2 separate regions of the Homo sapiens genome follow, and region 1 is linked to region 2. A link is a contact called in ENCODE Hi-C data. All regions are on one chromosome and are shown on one strand. The core of a region is the stretch at or near the end of the contact, and the rest is flanking DNA. Distances in the headings are between cores, read along the strand shown. Region 1 has its middle 47 kb from the start of CCDC190. Region 2 holds the start of CCDC190 (coiled-coil domain containing 190).

Region 1 (3,438 bases), core at 135-2,634, 48 kb before region 2:
TGTGATTAAATTGCTATTGATGATTAACTCAGTCTCTAGTCCTTCTTTTCTCCCTGGAGTTTGGAGTATGGGGCTGAAACTTCTAAAACTTGGCTTTTCTGGAGACCAGCTCCCTTCCTGAAGCTATCTAGTGGCCTTCCAAGAAGAGTCACCTCATTAGAACAAAAGACAGTTCAAAATCCATATCGCTTAAAGAATTCCAAGAGTCTTAGAAGCTCTGTGCCAGAAACTGGGGACAAAGGCTAAACATCTTTCTTATTATGCCACAGGGACCCTTTATAATAATAAAAATCAACTCATCAAGTGGAGATAACAATCATAAACACCAATAAACTTAGCTACTGTAGCAAAAACTATAGAATTAAAGAGCAAAATAGGCACAATTCAATGATAATAGATATTTGAATACCCCACTTTCTTTTTTTTTTTTTTTTTTTGAGATGGAGTGTCACTCTGGCACCCAGGCTGGAGTGCAGTGGCACGTTCTCAGCTCACTGCAAGCTCCACCTCCCAGGTTCACACCATTCTCCTGCCTCAGCCTCCCAAGTAGCTGGGACTACAGGCGCCCACTACCACGCCCGGCTAATTTTTTGTATTTTTAGTAGAGACGGGGTTTCACCGTGTTAGCCAGGATGGTCTTGATCTCCTGACCTCGTGATCCGCCCACCTCAGCCTCCTAAAGTGCAGGGATTACAGGCGTGAGCCACCACGCCGGGCCTGAATACCCCACTTTCAATAACGGATAGAACAAGCAGAAAGAAAACCAACAAGGAAATAGAATACTTGAACACTTACATAAACCAACAAGACCTAATAGACATCTACTGAGCACTCCACCCAACAACGGCAGAACATACAATCTCCTCAAGTGCAGCAGAGCATTATCCAGGAGAAACCATATGTTAGACCATAAAATAAGTCTCAATACATTTTTTTAAAACCCTGAAATCATACAAAGTATATTCTCAGGCCACAATAGAATGAAATTATAAACAGAAGGAAATTTTGGAAATCCACGACATGAGAAAATTAAACAACACACTCCTAACCAAAAGGCTAAAGAAGAAATCACAAGGGAATTACAAAAACTGCACATATCATTTTTTCTTACATTACATTGGCAAGAATTTAGACACATGGCAACACCATGGTCATGTATGGCCTGGAGGTGTCTTTATTCTGAAAAGTCATATAAAAAATGCAGCTCATGTTATAGTGGAAGAATAAGGGGACAGATACTGGGGGCTATGTATCAATCTCTGCCACATATGGTTGCTGTGGGAACAAAATAGAATAACATGTGAGCAAGACCTTTGCCATTCATAAACCATTATACAAATGTGAGTCATTATTATTTCACATTTGGTCAGGTTGAGAGGGACTCAGGCCATCTACAAGGCTGACTCAATCACTAAGTGAAAAAATGTTTTAAAAAACAGTCTGTGGATTTGAATTCAGCGTTTACTGGCCAAGGTTTCAAGCTCTCAGTGCAAGCACAGAAGAATATTTCTCCACGAAATTGATTAGAGAATAAAGAAGAGCCTCTTGCTTCTAACAAGTTGCCCTAAAACCTAGGTCCTCTGGTCACTGGCTCCCTGGGAGCTGGGAGTCTCTCCACAGCAGTTGCAGTTGTGGGCATTGCCAAGCACTGGGGGATTTGAAAAATCCACGTTCTTTCTCTCTGATAAACTCATTTTAATTGAACATGGTCATGCTTCCTAATTCTTCTAGAAGCTTTTAGGCAATTTCACTTTGTGCAAAAGAGAAGCAAGGAATATAGGTGACATAGAATTGAATTTTAAAAAGTCCTAGCCTATTGATTTATAATGCAGGCAGAGACTGGAGCACCTACGAAGTCTAATCACGGACCCATGACATCAGATTGAAGTAAACAAGCCATAAAACACCCTCTTTCTAAATCTGGTGTCCACAAAGCTCTGCTGACAGAGGGGTTAAGAAACAACCTGAATTACAATATCAGAGTTCAAAAGAGTTTCTATATATTAGAGAAACAACAAAAAATAAATAATGTGCTTCTTCCCAGAATTTCTCACTAAGGTATCCTTATAAAAATAAAGCACAATACCTAATATTCCTGTCATGTGACCTGTTATGCTCACCACAACCTAGAAATTTCTTTGGAGTCGATGTTATGTTATAAAACTGTATGTGAATTTTGCATTTAGCTTTAAAATATTTCTGTGTTGGTCTTCATGTTAAAATAGTATTTTAAATTACTTACCTTAAAATAACAATGATATTCCAAGGAGAATCGCCACTTGTAAATATGGCTACAGTACCCCATACAACATTGCACTCCCCTTGTAGAACTCATGGGGTAGGGCAGTGCCAGCGCTTGTGCAGTATTTCCTTACAGGTACCACACACAGGCCAAAAGGATCTCTGTTCTTGCTGCACCTCTAGCATTGTTTCTCTTCTGATGTGAGATTCATATTGAAAATGCTAGTTTTGCCTGAAGATTGTGTTACGAGGTACTCACATCAGAGCCTTGTGTTGATTGTCTGGGACAGCACATCCTCCTGGTCTATTTTGTTCACTGATATGTCCTAAGTGCCTGGAACAGTGTTGGAGACATGGTAGGTACTCTATTAATATTTGTTGGATGGCATATCATCTAGGGATCTCATTTGTCAGCCTTTTAGTCTATTAAATAAAGAAGGTATCTGATAGTACAAAATAAAATATTTAATGAAAGCTATTATTTATTGGGTGCTTTTTTGGTGCCAGGCATGTAAATACATTTCAACTCTACAAGAGATTTTTTGGGTCCACCTTTTACAGAGGAGGAAAATGGGTTCAGAAGGATTCAGTAACTTGTTCCAAGCCACATAATTAATAAGAGACCTTTCTAAAATTAATTCCTTTTCCATTAGGCCTCATTGACTCCTACCTTCAGAAGGGTACCCACTTTTAAGGCCAGTGATAGAAAAAAACCCTTTGCTCCTATGAGACGTCTCAAGGGCTTGATCCAAAGTGGTTTTGGAATTTGAATATCTAACACCTAGTCTGGTCTACCTGGCGTGCATCCACACCTCATTCATCTCAGGAATATTGTTCTGTGCTGTTCAGTGCTATAGTCTCTAACCACGTATGTGGCTAATGAGCAACTGAAATGTGGCTAGTCCTAACTGAGATGTGGAGTAAGTGTAGATTACATACCAGATTTCAAAAACTTAGTATGAAAAGAATAATATAAAATATCTCAATAATTTTCATATTGATGAATGTTGAAATTACAGTATATTATTAAAATTAATTTTCATTGTTTCTTCTTTTTTGTCTTGTGGCTACTAGAAATTTTAAAATTAGATGTATGGCTTGCTTGATATTCCTGTTGGATAGTGCTACTACAGCTTTTTAGTCCAATTCAATGTTCATTGTCTAGGCACCAAGCTACAAATAGAGGGGACACACACA
Region 2 (3,169 bases), core at 497-2,996:
AATTTAAACTCCTCACTGGACTCCAGGAAGTTTGGAGATGGGAAAGGAGGATTATCTGCTCTATCATTCTTCCTTCTCCAACCCTTGGAGTGGAAAAGGCATGATCTTTTTATATACCTCCTCTCCCTTGTCTTTTCAACACTAACCATTTTAAGGTCATGGGCTAGGAGAGAATAGAGGAGGCAGAGATCTTCCTATATAACTGCCACATTTGTGATGCTAAGGCATGACTGGTATTTTCCTATCTATTCTTGTGTTCCTATGTTCCCATAGATAGATATTCCTGTCTATTCTTTGTGTTCTCGTGTCCTCTGCTTTCGAGATGTGTGGTTTTATGAGGGAGTTCATCTGCACTCACATCCCTTCTGTCTCTGCCTCCTTCTGGCCCTGCCTGTGATTCTATTTCCCCTCCAGATGAAGCACTGTCTTCCAAGAAGAGCAATGTGATGACTATGCCATGGTTTCCGCCACCTCATATAACCCCTCTGCTCCCTCCCATGGAGCCAGGTCCTCTCTGGCATTCTCAGAGGGCTGAGAGTAACTAGGATGGCTTTGGCCACCATTCTTTTCCTAGGCACTCCACACTAAGGCTCCTTCTTGCCCTTTAGCCATAGATTATTTCTGCAAGCTTTTCCTCTTCAGTTCCCTCTCAAAATGCCATGCAGGAACCAAGCTTTTCTAAGAAATCCCTCACTATCATCAGCTATAGTGGCAACAAAGGGATGGAATGGGGGCTGCTCTATTGTTCTGCAGTCAGCAAGCCTCTAGCTGGGGGTACAATCCCGATCCTGGTCTCTCCTTGTGTGGCATCTCATTCTCCCAGATAATTTTCTTGGAATCCCACCTCATTCATTTAAATTCTGGAGGTGAGGGAATTACCTCATGAGAAAGGATGGGAAAGGAACTACCTCCCACTGAGAAAATAGCATGCTCCTCTTCCTCCCTGCCACCCCTCGTAATCTCTTTATAATTATTTATTTGCTGGGCAGTGATTGTGGTTAGTAGGGCCTGTTTAGCTGCCTGCCTCTCAGTAAACTCTGGGGGGATTATCAGGCCCCAGTGTTGGCAGCTCTATTTAGACTGTGGCATATCAGTGCGTCTTATTTTCAGACGAAGCTCCAAGGCAACAGTAAAAATCCCACTCAGTATCTTGTTATATAAACAATAGCTCTGCTCAACCTTCTACGGTAGCTGTTCAAAATATGGGCACAAAAGTTGATTTTAATTTTACTTTGCTTAGTGCTGTTTTCACCACTTTGAAAATCTTGATAAGCACCGAAGTGCTCTGAGCATGTGGAAAGGCCTGGGGAAGGTCAGTACGGTGTGCAATAACACATAATAAACAAATTAACTTCTCTCCTGCACGAAGTGTGAACAGTCATGACAGAAAAAACGGTGCTTTCTTTTGAGGCTGACCTGGTTTTCAAGAAGTAGGAATGAAGGTTAGGGAAGGGAGGTATGACAAAGAGAGAAAAAAAAAAAATGGAGAGAAACGAGGAAAGGGTAGGAGAGAGAGAGATTGAGAACACAGTTACACACTCCTTGCTTTCATTCCTGGCTCCCATGGACACAGCCGAGAAGGAGCACTGTGGGCCCCTCTAGGGACAGGCTAGAAGCTGGCAGGCTTCTTTTACCCACAGAGCTATTTAGAGCTCTGGCCTCTCCAGCAGGGATTGGTGCCATGGCCCAAGGAGCTAGCATTCCTGACCAGGGGAGGTAGGGAGGGACGAAGAGAGCTTTCAAGTGTATTTAACATTCTCCTCGCAGCCCTCTCCAATGGTCTCCCTCTATCCTTTCTCCAAACACCAAACTCCTAAGTTTACTGAAGAAAAATAAGCTCATTAATCAAGACTCAGTCTGACATAGCAAAAGAAACAAGACATAGTCTCATGGTGAAAACTCTGGATTTGGAGGTAAGTTCTACTGGCCCTGTTCTTTAATAAAAGTTTAGTTATACTTTAGACTCTAAAACAAGTGCCTTAAAATGTATTTCTTTCCCATGTCCTGACCTTATCTTCCTTTTTAATGTTAAGCTTTTTTTCTGTATTATAATCACCAAACCTCGGCCGAGTGTGGTGGCTCATGCCTGTAATCCCAGCACTTTGGGAGGCTGAGGCGGGCAGATCACAAGGTCAGGAGTTTGAGACTAGCCTGGCCAATATGGTGAAACCCCACCTCAACTAAAAATATAAAAAGTTAGCCAGGCGTGGTGGTGCAGGCCTGTAGTCCAAGCTACAAGGGAGGTTGAGGCAGGAGAATCGGTTGAACCCAGGAGGTAGAGGTTGCAGTGAGCTGAGATCGCGCCACTGCACTCCAGCCTGGGCAACAGAGTGAGACTCTGTCTCAAAAAAAAAAAAATCACCAAACCTTTTATTGACAGCAATCTGTTTATATCCTGAGCACATGTTGTGCTCTTAGCTCTGAGAAAAGTATTATAGAGACTCAAAGGAGAGAAAAATGTGTCCCTACTTAGCGCTATTTAGAGGAGAAAGAAGTAGGTGTGGGCTTAGACATCAGGGTACATGGAGGGAGGAGAGCATCTAAAGTCTGAGAAGATGGGTGAGGATGAGAAGAGGAGCTTTCGCCCAGTCTAAGCAGCTTCCCCAGTGTTGCCCAGACTACTCATCGTGGATGCTGTTCTACTTTATAATCAGGATACCCCAATCTTCCACTTTTCGAGAAAGCCCCTTGAGAGTAGGAACTGGGCCTCATTCACCATTACTCTTAGCTTTTAGCATAGCACCTGGCATACAGTAGGATTACAGGCTGAATGAACCTACGCATATGTGAATTAATGAACTGGCAGGGTGTGGGAAGGAATGGCCGTGTCCTAAGTTCCTAAATCCTCTCCAGACCTCTGAGCAGTCTCTTTGGGAGCCTTTAAGAAACAGTAAAAGAGGCTTTTCTTATTGGGTAAATAATGCCTTATATATGTAGACTGCCTTTTTTTTTTTTTTCCAAAGAGTTGTTCTTACACTTCTCACTTGATCTTCTTGGAAATCTGACTGGGATCTGTGTTGGGGGAGCCTATTGTATTGTATCACTATTTTATTGACAGGGAGGCTGAGGCTCAGAGGAATGACTACCCTCAATCCTTCTGTGTTACTCTGGAAACTCATTTAACAATAGTGTGATTTCATCTGACTAGGCACCTGTGGTTTCAGAAATA

What was found. A loop is a pair of places that touch in the nucleus more often than their neighbours do. Pooled maps may share reads with other maps.
Region 1: a loop to region 2 is called in a map of PC-9, with 2.8 times the contacts of the local background. The contact joins the enhancer-like site here to the promoter of CCDC190 in region 2. A Hi-C loop is called at or near these places in 6 of 168 maps with a recorded cell type or tissue (K562, PC-3, PC-9 and 3 more) and 2 of 50 pooled maps.

Annotation. Positions count from the first base shown.
Region 1 is chr1:162,906,882-162,910,319 of GRCh38, reverse strand. No RefSeq gene overlaps it. Among named protein-coding and RNA genes, the nearest start is that of CCDC190, 47 kb to the right of the region's middle. Within about 2 kb of position 1,384, at least 4 of the 41 ENCODE cell types and tissues checked have a DNase peak (open chromatin) inside an H3K27ac peak, as active enhancers do; they include PC-3, PC-9 and mammary epithelial cell, where a contact is called at or near this core.
Region 2 is chr1:162,859,752-162,862,920 of GRCh38, reverse strand. CCDC190 (coiled-coil domain containing 190) reads left to right here and starts at 1,746. Exons shown (of 4, transcript NM_001394065.1): 1 at 1,746-1,913.